Regions from separate parts of the Homo sapiens genome. Here all the other regions are linked to region 1. A link is an interaction called in ENCODE POLR2A ChIA-PET data of the cell type or tissue named here. Cell type or tissue: Caco-2. All regions are shown on one strand. Region 1 has its middle 7.3 kb from the start of DDX17. Region 2 overlaps FAM227A (family with sequence similarity 227 member A). Region 3 overlaps TMEM184B (transmembrane protein 184B).

The links. ChIA-PET counts read pairs that join two places held together with the same protein. Peaks named below come from ENCODE experiments on the same cell type or tissue, not always from the same donor. Only the 100,000 strongest peaks of a DNase experiment are listed, where the experiment ranks them.
Region 2: POLR2A ChIA-PET joins it to region 1 with 5 read pairs; 2 of 35 experiments call an interaction of 5 or more read pairs at or near these places.
Region 3: POLR2A ChIA-PET joins it to region 1 with 9 read pairs; 4 of 35 experiments call an interaction of 5 or more read pairs at or near these places.

The regions. Positions count from the first base shown.
Region 1 is chr22:38,511,089-38,516,088 of GRCh38, reverse strand. It overlaps a transcript of DMC1 not described here. Among named protein-coding and RNA genes, the nearest start is that of DDX17, 7.3 kb to the right of the region's middle. RefSeq lists a cis regulatory region at 1,109-1,517 and an enhancer at 2,538-3,346. In Caco-2, no CTCF peak of the experiment used is centred here; a DNase peak (open chromatin) is centred at 2,858.
Region 2 is chr22:38,617,970-38,622,969 of GRCh38, reverse strand. It overlaps FAM227A (family with sequence similarity 227 member A), which reads left to right. Exons shown (of 17, transcript NM_001013647.2): 11 at 2,679-2,758. Among named protein-coding and RNA genes, the nearest start is that of FAM227A, 36 kb to the left of the region's middle. In Caco-2, no CTCF peak of the experiment used is centred here; no DNase peak of the experiment used is centred here.
Region 3 is chr22:38,264,351-38,269,350 of GRCh38, reverse strand. All of the region lies in intron 1 of TMEM184B (transmembrane protein 184B), which reads left to right. Among named protein-coding and RNA genes, the nearest start is that of TMEM184B, 6.2 kb to the left of the region's middle. RefSeq lists an enhancer at 4,965-5,000. In Caco-2, no CTCF peak of the experiment used is centred here; no DNase peak of the experiment used is centred here.

The DNA.
Region 1 (5,000 bases):
ATTTGTTTCCTGTGAGCAAAGGACCATGGCTTTCCAGTCCTCCACTCTCCATTTGAGTGTAGACATAGGTCTGGTCTATTTCTGGCCTATATAGGGGAGAGGAGCACTCAAAAAAGAGGGTTTATTGGTTAGGACTCTTTTGGTTGCAAGCCACAGAAACATACTGTTACCAGAAAAGGGTCCTAATCCAGACCCGAGAGAGTTCTTGGACCTCACCCAAGAAAGAATTTGGGGTGAGTCCATAGAGTAAAGCAAAAACAAGTTTGTTTGTTTATTTATTGATTGATTTTTGAGATGGAGTCTTCCTCTGCTACCCAGGCTGGGGTGCAGTGGCGCAATCTTGGCTCACTGCAACCTCCACTCCCAGGTTCAAACGATTCTCCTACCTCAGCCTCCCAAGTAGCTGAGATTGCAGGCGCCCGCCACTACACCCGGCTAAGTTTTGTATTTTTAGTAGAGACGAGGTTTCACCATGTTGGCCAGGATGGTCTCGAAATCCTAACCTCAGGTGATCCACCCACCTCAGCCTCCCAAAGTGCTGGGATTACAGGCATGAGCCACCGTGCCCTGCTACTTTCTTTTTCCCTTTTTTCTTTCTTTTTTTTTTTTTTTGAGAGGGATTTCATTCTTGTTGCCCAGGCTGGAGTGCAATGGTGCAATCTCTGCTCATTGCAACCTCCGCCTCCTGAGTTCAAGTAATTCTGCTTCAGCCTCCCAAGTAGCTGGGGTTACAGGCATGCCTAACCTCGCCTGGCTAATTTTTTGTATTTTTAGTAGAGATGGAGGTTTCACCATGTTGGTCAGGCTGGTCTTGAACTCCTGACCTCAGGTGATCCACCTGCCTCGGCCTCCCAAAGTGCTGCGATTACAGGCGTGAGCCACTGCACCTGGCCCCGGCTACTTTCTTAATAAACTTGCCTTCAGGCTAGGCACAGTGGCTCACGCCTGTAATCCCAACACTTTGGGAGGCTGAGGTGGGCAGATCACGAGGTTAGGAGTTCAAGACCAGCCTGACCAACAAGGTGAAACCCCATCTCTACTAAAAATACAATAATTAGCCGGGCATGGTGGCTGGCACCTGTAGTCCCAGCTACTCGGGAGGCTGAGGCAACAGAATCTGTCTCAAAAAAAAAAAAAAAAAAAGAATAAAAAAATGGCTATTCCATAGGCAGAGCAGCAGCATGGGCTGCTTGACTGAGTATACTTACGGTTAGTTCTTGAGCATGTGCTAAACAAGGGGCAGATTATTCATGAATTTTCCAGGAAAGGAGTGGGCAATTCCCGGAACTGATGGTTCCTCTCCTTTTAGACCATACAGGATAACTTCCTGACGTCATGGCATTTGTAAACTGTCATGGCGCTGGTGGGAGTGTCTAGCATGCTAATGCACTATAATTAGTGTATAATGAGCAATGAGGACAACCAGAGGTCACTTTCATTGCCACCTTGGTTTTGGTAGGTTTAGGGCAGCTTATTTACCTATCCTGTTTTATCAGCAAGGTCTTTGTGACCTGTATCTTTGTGACCTCCTGTCTCATCCTGTGATTAAGAATGCCTGGTGGCTCACACCTGTAATCCCAGCATTTTGGGAGGCTGAGGTGGGCAGATCACGAGGTCAGGAGATCTAGACGATCCTGGCCAACATGGTGAAACCCGTCTCTACTAAAAATACAAAAATTAGCTGGGCGTCATGTTGCATGCCTGTAGTCCCAGCTACTCCAGAGGCTGAGGCAGAAGAATCGCTTGAACCCGGGAGGTGGAGGTTGCAGTGAGCAGAGATCATGCCACTGCACTCCAGCCTGCAACTCCATCTCACAAAAAAAAAAAAAAAAAAAAAAAAAAGAATACCTAACCTCCTGGGAATGCAGGCCAGTAGGTCTCAGCCTTATTTTACCCAGCCACTATTCAAGATGGAATCCCTCTGGTTTGAACACCTCTAACAATGCTAGCAAATGCAAGACAAGGAATTCAGTGGCTCACGAAACTGAAAAATCCAGAGGAAGAGCTGACTTCAGCCACAGGTGAAGCCAAGGTGTCGACAGCAGCCTCAGGACTCGATCTTGCTGCCTCCATCTCCTGCTCTGCTGATTTCCGTGCTGCTATTGTTTTCAAACAGGCCTTCCCCACACAGTAGCCAAGTTACTGCTTCTAACTTTGGTGGGATGCATCAAGTTAGAAAACTCACTAGGAACATGCCTTTTTCCTCATAGATTATTCATTCTGGGCCAGGCGCAGTGGCCCGCGCCTATAATCCCAGCACTTTGAGAGGCCGAGGAGGGCGGATCACCTGAGGTCAGGAGTTCAAGGCCAGCCTGGCCAACATGGCGAAACCCCAACAAAAAAATTAGTCGGGTTTGGTGGTGCGCACCTGTAATCCCAGCTACTCAGGAGGCTGAGGCAAGAAAATCGCTTGAACCGGATAGTCGGAGGTTGCAGTGAGCCGAGATGGTGCCACTGCACTCCAGCCTGGGCAACAAGAGTGAAACTCCGTCTCAGAAAAAAGAAAAGAAAAAAGAAAGAGAGAGAGAAAGAGAAAGAGATTAGATACAAGGGATATCTTTCATCATGGTGAGGAGAAGGATTGGGCCTTAGACACCAAGTGTGGCTAGTCAGGACTCCTTCAACTGACCCTGGCTTGTTAGGGCAAATGTTTCACATTTTCTGGTTGCACAGTTTGCATTTCTCCATCATAATAACACTTGTTTTCTTTCAAAGAGTCACCTCTCCCCAATTCAGGTAGTGCATCCTGAGACATTGAATATGAAGTGACAGTCACAAGGATGACAGCAGGGGTTAGAGGCTGCTCACACCTGCAGTGACAGCAGGGGGAGCAGGGGCAGCAGGGCCTAGCAGCAGTGGCAGAGGCCTGACCAGGCTGTTCCTGCTGCTAGACTGGGGTTTCCGGCTCCTAGACTGCTGAGTGGCTCAGACTCCCATCCATGCCCAGGCTGTTTCTGCAGTCTTCTGCTAATTCAATGAACCCTAATGTCCTTTTTTTTTTTTTTGAGACAGACTCTAGCTCTGTCACCCAGCCTGGAGTGCAGTGGTGTGATCTTGGCTCACTGCAACCTCCACCTCCTGGGTTCAAGCGATTCTCCTGTCTCAGCCTCCCGAGTAGCTGGGATTACAGGTGTGCACAACCCCACCCAGCTAATTTTTGTATTTTTAATAGAGATGGGGTTTTGCCATGTTGGCTAGGCTGGTCTTGAACTCCTGACCTCAGGTGATCCACCCGCCTTGGCCTCCCAAAGCACTGGGATTACAGGCATGAGTCACCACGCTCAGCCCCTAATGTCTTTCTAATAAGTTTCCCTTTGCCTTAGTTAGCCAGTTAGATTCTATCACTTGCCATCTAGAACTCCAACCAAGGTAACAACAGAGTGCCTCTCAAGTGCCGCCTTCAGGGACTGGAGAAAGGGAAGCCAGGAGGGGCTTGCTTAACACTCGGGTGGGACAGCTCTCATTATTCATACTCTTCACGTGCTTTCCTACGCCAGGCTTCAATATTTTGAGAGGGAAGTTGTTAAAGGGATAGCTTAGATTTTACTTGACTGAATATAAGGGAAAACCCCCAAAATAAGTGTCCCAAACAAAATACAGGTTTATTTTTCTCTCATAGAAAAGAAATCTAAAGCTAGGCAGTCCAGAGATGCTACTACAGTGGGTCCACTTTGTCATCAGGCCCGCAGGCCTCTATCTTTCTGCTTGACCATCTTAATTTTTGACTTCCGTCTTCAAGGTCAGCTCATTGCCTAAGTTGGCAGCTGGAGCTCTAGTCAGAGAAACCAAGTTGAGAGAAGAAAGATAAAAGGCAGTCTGGGTGCAGTGGCTCACACCTGTAATCCCAGCACTTAGGGAGGTTGAGGCAGGTGGATCACTTTAGGACAGGAGTTCGAGACCAGCCTGGCCAACCTGGTGAAATCTCATCTCTACTAAAAATACAAAAATTATCCGGGTGTGGTGGCATGCGCCTGTACTCCCAGTTACTCAGGAGGTTGAGGCGGGTGAATCTCTTGAACCCGGGAGGCAGAGGTTGCAGTGAGCCAAGATTGTGCCACTGCACTCCAGCCTGGGTGACAGAGTGAGACCCTGTCTCAAAGAAAGAAAGAAAGATAAAAGGCAGAAGGGCAAAAAGAAAAAAAAAGAAGGAAAAGCTCTGTCTAGCTGACTCAGCTCCTGTAAAGCAGCCCTACCATACAACACTTGTGCTTATATCTCATTGGCCATACCCATGCACAAAAGAGGTAGGAAAATACAGACTTTTGTTCCAGACATCAATATGCCCAGCTAAAATTTGGAGTTCTGTTATTAAGGAGGAAAAGGAGCCAGGCATGGTGATGAGCACCTGTAGACCTAGGTACTCAGCAGCTGAGGCGTGAGGATCGCTTGAGCCTAGGAGTTCAAGATGGCAGTGAGCTGTGATCGTGTCACTGCACTCCAGCCCAGGTGACAGAACAAGACCCTGTCTTCTCTCTCTCGCTCAATTTTTTTTTCCAGAGGTTACAGGGTCTCTCTCTGTCACCCAGGCTGGAGTGCAGTGGGGCAAGCATAGCTCACTGCAGCCTCAAGCACCTGGGCTCAAGTGACGCTCCCACCTCAGCCTTCCACGTATATGGAAAGTATCTGGAACCACACACACACACCACCACACCCAGCTAATTTTTTTATTATTTGTAGAGCTGAGATTTCACTATGTTACCTAGGCTGATCTTGAACTCCTGGGCTCAAGGGATCCTCCCGCCTCGGCCTCCCAAAGTGCTGGGATTACAGGTGTGAGCCACAGCGCCAGCCTCCTGACTCTTAATTGAAAAGGGAGAAAGGGAGAATGGTTGTTGGATAAGCAATTAGCATTCTTTACAACAAAATCTTCTTTTACTTCCTCATTAATGATAAACTTATTGAATGCCTATTGTATACTATGCAAGGTGTTTCAGATTTTCTGTTTGTTTGTTTTACAGATGGGGTCTCAGTCTGTCACCCAGGCTGGAGTGCAGTGGCAC
Region 2 (5,000 bases), 110 kb before region 1:
ATTGGAATAGTGGATGCCAGATAATGAGTGTCTACCTGTGTGCCATGCACTGTGCTGGGCTCTCTGCCTCTTTTTTTTTTTTTTTTTTTTTTTTTTGAGACAGTCTTGCTCTGTCACCCAGGCTGGAGTGCAGTGGTGTGATCTCGGCTTACTGCAACCTCCACCTCCCGGATTCAAGTGATTCTCCTGCCTCATCCTCCCAAGTAGCTGGGATCCCAGGCACCCACCACCACGCCCAGCTAATTTTTGTATTTTTAGTAGAGACAGGGTTTTGCCATGTTGGCCAGGCTGGTCTTGAACTCCTGACCTCAAATGATCTACCCACCTCGGCCTCCCAAAGTGCTGGGATTACAGACGTGAGCCACCATGCCTGGCCAGCCCATTTTATTTAATCCTCACGACAACCTGCTGAAGTACACACTAAATCCACTTCACGGATGAGGAAACTAAAGCTCAGAGAAGCAACTTGTCCAAGGTCAGCTTTTCTATTTCACTCAGCAGACCCATAATGAGTTCTGGGTGCCAGGCACTCTGCTCAGCACTGGGAACATGGTGGTGGAGGCAAGCCCAGTCCCTCTGTTGCAGGGCCAAGGAGCCCCAGAAATGGGGCTTCTGCCTGGAAAGGTTCATGGCTTTTTCCAGGAAGGAATTCAAGAATTCAAGGATGAGCTGGTGGTAGAACAAAGCAGCTCACCTTGACTGTTGCAGCTCTCTGACTGCTTCTGCAGAGCAGGGCTACCCCATAAGCAGTGTGTTGAGAAGAACAGCTCAGGGCCAGTTCTGCAGGCTCATTTAAACCCACTTTTAATTACAGGCAAATTAAGGGGCAGATTATTCAGAAATTTCTGGAAAAAGGGGTGGTAAATTCCAAGTCTGGTCATTGCTAGGGAATGGATAAACTGTCTTGATGCCTGGTGGGCATGTCTTAGGAAGCTAGTCTTCAATTAGGTCTGGAGTAGAGTTCCACCTCCAACCTCACCTCTTCATGATCTAGTGGGAAACTCAGGCCACACAATTGTCCTGCAGGGGATTGGGCACTGCAGTGGGGGGGATTCAGAGGGGTAAGGCAACAGCGGGAGGGGGACCCAGTCCAGCCTTGAGAAGGTCAGTACGTGGCGTTTGAGCTGAGATTTGAAGGGTGTGTTGGTCCAAGGACCTGCAGCATCAGCATCTCTCCAAATCAACTGACTCCGACTCTGCAGTTGATCAGGACTTCCAGTGATCTAGAAGCATGTTCCAGTTTGAGAAGCCCTGGTTTAGGGCACTAAGTAATAGAATACCTGAAACCCTTAGAGCAGAGCACGGTGGTGGTTATTAGCTGGAAATTATAAGCTGGCACTTATTCAGGGCCAGACACTTTTTGGTTTTTTGGAGTCTTGCTCTGTCGCCCAGGCTGGAGTGCAATGGCGCAATCTCAGCTCACTGCAACCTCCACCTCCCAGGTTCAAGCGATTCTCCTGCCTCAGCCTCCCGACATAGACACTTTTACCTGTTAGCTCTCTAAGCATTTCCATTTCCTGATCCCTTCATAGATACGATTTCCCTGTAGTCATCATGCACACTCAGGGAGTTTTTTTTTTTTTCTTGTTTTCTTTTCTTTTCTTTCTTTTTTTTTTTTTTGAGACAGAGTCTTTCTGTGTCACCCAGGCTGGAGTGCAGTGGCGTGATCTCGGCTCACAGCAACCTCTGCCTTCCAGGTTCAAGCGATTCTTGAGCCTCAGCCTCCCAAGTAGCTGGGATTACAGGCATGCTCCACCACACCAGCTAATTTTTGTATTTTTAGTACAAAAATACAGGGTGAGACAGGGTTTCACCATGTTGCCCAGGCTGGTCTCAAACTCCTGAGCTCAAGCAATCCACCCACCTTGGCCTCCCAAAGTGCTGGGATTATAGGCGTGAGCCACCATGCCCGGCCGACTCAGGGAGTTTTTTCAAAGTGAAGAAAAACCTAACCCATAAATTGCTTGAGTTTAATGACATTTTAATGAATATTAAATTTAACAGCTATGAGTTTGATAGATTGTTTCTTAAGCATTTAAGCATTTTAATTTTGCAGAGCTCTGAATTGGTTTTTCTTCTGAAACCAGTCCTTTTTTTCCTGTGGGTTGAGTGTCTGCCCTATGCACAGAGCTGTGCATACTTTTTTTTTCTTTTTTTTCTTGAGACGGAGTCTCATTATGTCACCCAGGCTGGAGTGCAGTGACGCAATCTCGGCTCACTGCAAGCTCCACCTCCCAGGATCACACTATTCTCCTGCCTCAGCCTCCCGAGTAGCTGGGACTACAGGCGCGCGCCACCATGCCCGGCTGATTTTTTGTATTTTTTTTTTTAGTAGAGACAGGGTTTCACCGTGTTAGCCAGGATGGTCTCGATCTCCTGACCTCGTGATCCGCCCGCCTCGGCCTCCCAAAGTGCTGGGATTACAGGCGTGAGCCACCGCGCCGGCCCTGTGCATACATTATTTCCTTTAATTGGTGCATTCACCCTAGAGGGAGATAGTGTTCACAGTCTAACAGGACCAGGGTTAGGTAACTTGCCCAGCAGGTGGAGTCAACAGAGAGACCCTAGATCTGGTGGGTGTCACTGTCTCCAGAAAGGAGGCTGTCTCAAGCTCCTGGGCTACAATCTTCATTGTCCCATGACAAGAGGAATTAATAACAGCTTTTCCCCTTCTATAGGGAGAGAGTTTTCTTTGTTTGCTGGTAAGAGAGCCTTCTCCCAGAAGCCAGCCCAGAGCAGGAAATTCTACCACCCTCAGGTAAGTGGGGAGGCACGGACCAGGACCCCTTTGGAGTCCCATAAGCTTCAGGAACCCTCGGTTCTTCTGGAGCATCAGTGGCCTCCGGTTAGTTGCACATCTCTGTACCCCTTGCCCAGGTCCACTCCATCTTCTAAGTGAGGAGCCCTGGGAGGCCTCCAGGTCTCCCATGGGTAAGTGGCTAAGTGGCATACTAAGGGGCATTCACAGAAATGCAGCGATTGAGAAGAGAGAGGGAAGGAACCAGGTTTTCAGTGTAGGCTGCAGTGCAAGATGCTTTTACTTATTTTTTTTTCTCCACTAATCCTCATGGCAAACCTGAAACCTAGCAGTCATCCCTGATACGTACTTTCTCCTCTGCCCTATTGATGTTCCTTCTGATGTACCTCCCAGAACCACCTGTTTCTCACTTTTCCACTCCCACCACCCTAGTTTGAGCTCCCATCACTACTGCAGTAGGCACCTAACTGGTCTCCCTCAGGTTCTCAGATACTTCTAGGGCCATCTTTTCAAAGTGCAAAGCTAAGTACATCATCCCATCACCACCTGACCCTATCCTATCCCCCGACCCTAAAAACCCTACTTCCAGGCCAGGCACAGTGACTCACGCCTATAATCCCAATACTTTGGGAGCCCAAGGCAGGCAGATCACTTGAGACCAGGAGTCCAAGACCAGTCTGGTCCACATGGTGAAACCTCGTCTCTACTAAAAATACAAAAATTAGCCAGGCTTGGTGCCATGCACCTGTAGTCCCAGCTACTCAGGAGGCTGAGGCACAAGAATTGCTTGAACCCGGGAGGCAGAGGTTGCAGAGAGCTGAGATCACACCACTGCACTGCAGCCTGGGTAACAGGGCAAGACTCTGTCTCAAAAATAAATAAATAAATAAATAAATAAGATCCTACTTCTAGCCAATAAAATGACACCCTCCACACCCCAGAATGCTTCCTCTGGCCTTTAGTAGACTGACTTGCACAGCCTTGCTCATCTGGCTCAACCCCTTCTCCAACCTCCTGGGCTCTCAGGGGTCCTGCCTCAGGGGACTTCTTTTATTTCCTTGTATACCACACTCCCTTTCTGTATGTGGCCTCTGTACCTCCTGTTCTTCTTGTCCCAGGTAAGCTCCTATCACCATTGCCATTGTCACTGTCAGCATTTCCTCCCAACCCCCAAGTCCAGAGACATTGATAGCATGCAGTTAACCAAATGCCACAAATAAAGGCTTTTTTTTTTTTTTTTCTGAAGAGCTGGAAAAAAAAATCCCAGGGCAGGGTTTAGCAAACTATGAATCAGACCTTTCACTGCCTGTTTTTGAAAATAAAGCTTTATTGGCACACAGCCATGGCCATTCATTTACTATTGTCTACAACTACCTTCACACTGAAACAGCAGAGTTGAGTACTTGCGATAGAGACTTTAGGACCTGCAAAGCCGAATATTTATCATCTGGCTTTTTGCAGAAAAAGTTTGCTAACCCCTGGTCTAGGAGATATATAGTCATCCTTCCATCTCAGTTCAGATTCTTGTAGGGAGGGAAAAAAACCTTTTATCTACCCTCTGAGGCAAAGTGTATGGAGCCCTACAAGTTAAACTGACAAAAGATAGACAGTTTAACAGGAGAAAGGCATTCAAATTTTATTTGATGTTAGTATTTTTACATGACACAGGACTTCATTGGAAGAAAGCGAAAACCTCAAGGAAGTGGCTAGGTCTGATAGTTCACATACCACCCTAACAAAGAGCAATTAATTGTGGAGATGTGACAAGACAAAGGAAAAGAGGTTTAGGCTTCTGGGGATGGTAAATTGTGGGAAGGTAAATATATGGGAGAAACTAATGGAAGATAAGGATTCTTTCAATAAGATTTCTATATGCAGATTCAAGGGGTGCCATCTCCAGTGATGAGTTGTCTCTTCTTCCTGGTACTGGAGATGGGAAGTGGGGACACCTTCACAAAGGAAAATTTATGCTCTGCTTTTAGATGGAAACTGGAATTGTAAAGAGATTTCCTGCATCTGCTGTTTTTCAATTGCCTTCAGCTCAAAATAATTCCTATGCAAAGTGGCCTATTTTGGGATGGCAGATTCTAACCCCCTTCACTCTCATCCTCAGGGTCAGCTTTCTGCCCCTCTGGGCTGGATGATGTTCCTTATTATACAGGCCAATGTCCCTTTCCTTCAGAGCACTCATGTAATTATTTGGTTATTACTCTGATCATGGCTGTTTCCCCTGCTAATCTTT
Region 3 (5,000 bases), 250 kb after region 1:
TACTTGGGAGGCTAAGGCAGGAGAATTGCTTTAATCCGGGAGGCGGAGGTTACAGTGAGCTGAGATAGTGCCACTACACTCCAGTCTGGTGGGTGATAGAACAAGACTCCGTCTTAAAAAGAAATGGTCACTAGGAGCACGGGAGGAGGAGGGAGAGAGGGAGGTAATGCGCTGAGCAGTTCTGGTGACCCAGAGAGAGAATTGGGAGATGCAATTTAAATCTGTGCGCTTATTAGCCCTGTGGCCTTGGGCAAGATGCTTACCAGGTTCTAATTCCTGCTGTTTAAAAATAGGGGGCAAATGATTCACTTTCCTTCATCTGTAAGATGGGAGTAATAACAGTGTGGCTGTCACGTGGCTGGCCTGACCAATGTCTGATGGAGCTCAGCACGGTACCTGGCACACAGGACATGCTTTTATTATGACCTTACAGGCCCATTCATTTATTTGAGAAGGAGGCATCGCAGGCCTGTGTGCCAGGCTGTTTGCGGGGAGCCGCCCTCAGGAGCCGAGTGCAGCTGGGGAGAGAGAAATCAGACACACAAGCAATTATGATTGTCCTGGGGGCTCTTAGGGAACCTTAGGCCATTGTCGCCTGGGCGGGCACTTGTCTAGTGAGGTGATGTGTATTAAGGTGGAGGAAGAAGTGGGCTCCAGGTAGAAGGAAGAGCACATGCAAAGCAGAGGTCTGAGTTCATGTCTATGGAGTTGTTTGATACTAAGTCTCAGCACTTAGTAGACCTGAAATAAATGTTTGCTGAATGCCATCTCCTCAGCCTCAGAGAGGACAGAAACGGGAAGAGGTAGAGTGGGAGGCGGCCACAGAGAGAAGAATTGAAGGGTCACCCAAGTTGTAGATTTTCTCATCATTCCCTCCCCTTGGCCTCCGTCTCTGTGGAAAAGCAGGTACTAATGTGGTGCAGGTACTAACAGTGCGTCTGAGTCTGCCAGAATTCTTTCTTTTTTTTTTTTTTTTGAGACAGGGTCTCCCTCTGTTGCCCAGGCTGGAGTGCAGTGGCAGGATCTCGGCTCACTGCAACCTCCGCCTCCTGGGTGATTCTCGTGCCTCAGCCTCCCAAGTAGCGGGGATTACAGGCACCCACCATCATGCCTGGCTAATTTTTGTATTTTTAGTAGAGATGGGGTTTCACCATGTTAGCCAAGCTGGTCTCGAACTCCTGACCTTGTGATCTGCCCGCCTTGGCCTCCCAAAGTGTTGGGATTACAGGTGTGAGCCACTCTGCCCGGCCTCCGCCAGCATTCTTACCGGGCACTCATTCCCAAATTGCTTGTCCTCAGCACTGGAGAGGATAAATCTAAATGCAGAGGTGGCTGACAGCTGGAATTAGGCGGACACCCAGGTAGCATTTGTTCACGTGTCTATTTGCTGCTGTTTTAGGGTGGCTGAAGCCCTATGCTTGGGTATGGCATAGAAGGATGGTGCGTGGCTTCTGGTTGGTGACTTTTCTAGTCTTAGGTTAATCATGGCTCAGTGTCTGGCGAAATGTACACAGTAGGTAGTGAAGTGGTTTTTGAATAAACAAATGAATGGTTGGATGGGTTTGTGGCACTGCCACTCAGGATAAAGCTATAATTATTCTTGAAAAATGACGGATATGGCTAGGTGCGGTGGCTCACACCTGTAATCCCAGTACTTTGGGAGGCCGAGGTGGGCAGATCACTTGAGCTCAGGAATTGGAGACCAGCCTGGCCAACATGGTGAAACCCCGTCTCTACTAAAAATACAAAAATCAGCCAGGTGTGGTGGCATGTGCCTGTAAACCCAGCTACTTGGGAGGCTGAGGCAGGAGAATTGCCTGAACCTGGGAGGCGGAGGTTGCAGTGAGCTGAGACTACGCCATTGCACTCCAGCCTGGGTGACAGCGAAACTCCATCTCAAAAAAAAAAAAAAAAAGATATTAGGGGTGGTTGGAACAGGATTGGTTATTCCAGGAGCCGGTGGTGCTCACTAAACAGCCTTGAGTCTGGCTGGCTGGTGTGGGAGGTCTTAGGCCTGTGATGGGAGACAGGAAGCTTGGTGGACACCTCCTTTTCCTTCTCTGGGGTGGAAACCACAGGGGAAGATCCACCCAGAAAGCCTTTGTGCTGAACCTGCGTCACTTCCAGCTCAACCATGTTTTACAAAGTCACATCCCACTAAGTGAATATTTGGTGAAAAGTTTGCCACGTTGATCTCAGTCTTGTACCTTTGAAAAACAATAGGCTTCTCTGAGATTAGAAGTAGTACTTGTTTTTTTTTTTTTTTTGAGACAGAGTTTTGCTCTGTCGCCCAGGCAGACAGTGCAGTGGTGCGATTTCGGCTCACTGCAAGCTCCGCTTCCCGGGTTCAAGCCATTCTCCTGCCTCAGCCTCCCGAGTAGCTGGGAGTACAGGCACCTGCCACGGCGCCCGGCTAATTTTTTGTATTTTTAGTAGAGGCAGGATTTCACCGTGTTAGCCAGGATGGTCTCGATCTTCTGACCTCTTGATCCACCCGCCTCGGCCTCCCAAAGTGCTGGGATTACAGGCGTGAGCCACCGTACCCGGCCGTACTTGTTGATAGTAAACTTGAAGCACAGGAAAGATTGGGGATAAGAATAAAAATTACCCCAAATTTCCAAATCAAGAAGTAATCATGGTTCAGGTTTGGGCAGATGTTCTTTCTAGGCATGAACACACGTTATCTCATTGTTTACTTAACACCGGGTTATAAACATTTACCCATAGCATTTGAAAGGTAGCTATAGATAGAAAAGAATCAGAGAAGTTCTAAAACAGCTCTTGCGCTTTGTTTCAAATTCTCTGCAGGAAAGATGAGGTCTTCAGCCTTTTTTTTAGCTGGACGGCACCGTTGCAGCAGTGGTGAACAGGGCACTGGATTGAGTCAGGAAACCCAGCTGTGACCTTGGGCAAGCCACTTGCCCTCTTTGAGCTTCACTCCTGCTAAGGCAAGGGGCGCTATTCGTACCCTGTCTGCCCACCTCACAGGCTCTGGTGAAGTCCTTGATTTGAACGCCTTTAGCTCCCAAGGTTGTGGTTTGGAGATAGGGCAGGTCACATGACCATGAAGACTGAAGGAGAAACGTGGAAGCACGTGTGCCTGTTGCTTCTTTTCCAACTTAAAATGCTTGGTGATCTCCTGAAGACTCCAGCCTCCTCTCTGGGAAGCCAGGATCCACAGACCCTTTACCTGCGGGTCATGGGCAGTCCCAGATGGTCCCCCTCCCCAACAGAGGGGGTGCAGTGAGACCTCCGGAAGTTACTGCCTCTGTTACCCTCAAAGGGATTTTCAGATCAGACAGCCCCCCTACTCCAAGGGACGTGTGTGGAGCTTGGTACCTTTATTTATCTCCTGCTCCAACCCCTGTGGACTGCCTGCACCCAGAATGGGGCCTCTCCTGCTGGCAAGTGGCTGAGAACCTCCACTCCACTCAGCAGGGCTGTTCCCCATTTACCGAAAAGCTCCGAGAGAAAATAACTAACCCCATGGCGCCGCTGTAGCTACTGGCAGAGCCTCCTGGTCCCCACCTCTAGCGCCTGTGGTTTTTGTTTCATGCAGAGTGAGCAGTGAATCTGGGATCCCATCAGCAGTCAGTTTGGGTGCCTGCGAGGCACAATGATAGATGTTGGTGAAGGGTATGTGTGAGGATATTAATTAATATTAACATGCTAGTTATATTAATATTCTCATTGGAATTTGTGGGGCTTTGCAAGTTATATTTCAAATATATGGTTTTATGTAATCCTTTTAACTGCCCTGAAACCTTGAAATTATTGCACCTATTTTATAGATGGAGAGACTGAGGCTCAGAGGGGTGAATTGCCTAAGATCCTGGGGGAGGAAGCACCCAGGTTTTCTGGTTTTGAGTCCTGGGCCCTTCCTGCTGAGTAGCTACCCCCAACACAGACCTGCCCTTGGAGAGCTTGCAGCCACACTGGGAAGGCCAGTGTATTGGATTGCTGCTTAGACCTGGAAAGCACGTGAATAAAGCTTCAGGTTAAAACCATGGGGGTTCCAGGAGGCAGCAGTCGGCTCTGCCTGGGGGTGAGCTGAGGAGCCGGTGCTCTCTGGAACAAGGGTAGTTGGGCTGAGGCTCAGTGGACAGTGGAGGTTGGCAGGTGAAGTGCAGGAGGTCTTTGCAGGGAGTGGGACCACCTTGAGCACACACAGAGGAATGAGACAGGCAGGTTACTCAAGGAGCAGAGGTCTCGTGACCACTTCCCAGAGCATGTGGGGTCCTAGCCTCATCTCCAGGAGGAGAAAGTGCATCTATACACAGATTTGTCAATGGAGTTTAAATAGGATGTGGGAAAATCTAGATTTTCCAAAACAGTACATATTTGCTTTGAGAAGAAAGGTAGATGCAGGATGCATAGGTTAGATAATTTTAATAGCAGTAACCTCAGAGCATGTAAGTATGATTTGATTTACTGGAGTGCCTGGCCGTCTCAGTCAGTGGGAGCACGGCTTGGGCTGGGAGATGAGGTTGACAAGGGTTCTTTCTCTCAAATGCTTCCTTTGGTTTGCTAAGAGGTATCTCCTACTCGGCCGGGGGCAGAAGACTTTTCCTTCTTTTCCCAGTTTGCAGTAGTTGGGCCAGATTTGTGGAAGTGGGAGAAAGGCCTGCCCTGCTTCTACATAGAGTTGGCTGTCCTGACTTGATACTCGGTGTGCCTTCCAGAGACCCGCCTCCATCTCCTCAACTCCCTGGCTTGATGCTTAGGTGGTGATGGCTGTTGGGCACAGGAGTTACATAACAGATCTGTGATGGACCCAGGAGCAGAGCCAGCTGAGTGAATGTCATGGAGTGGGAGTGGTCTTGCATGGCTGTGGTGTCCCCTGCAGCTTGTGCAGGGTATGTGGCAAGAGGTGCTCACCACTCATCTGGAATGGCTAGACTGGAAGCACTTGGCCCTCTTGGGCTCTGCACCCCCACCCCCTCCCACCTGGCCTGCCTGCTCATCTTCATGGGCGCCTGGGGAGACCAATTATGGCTGCT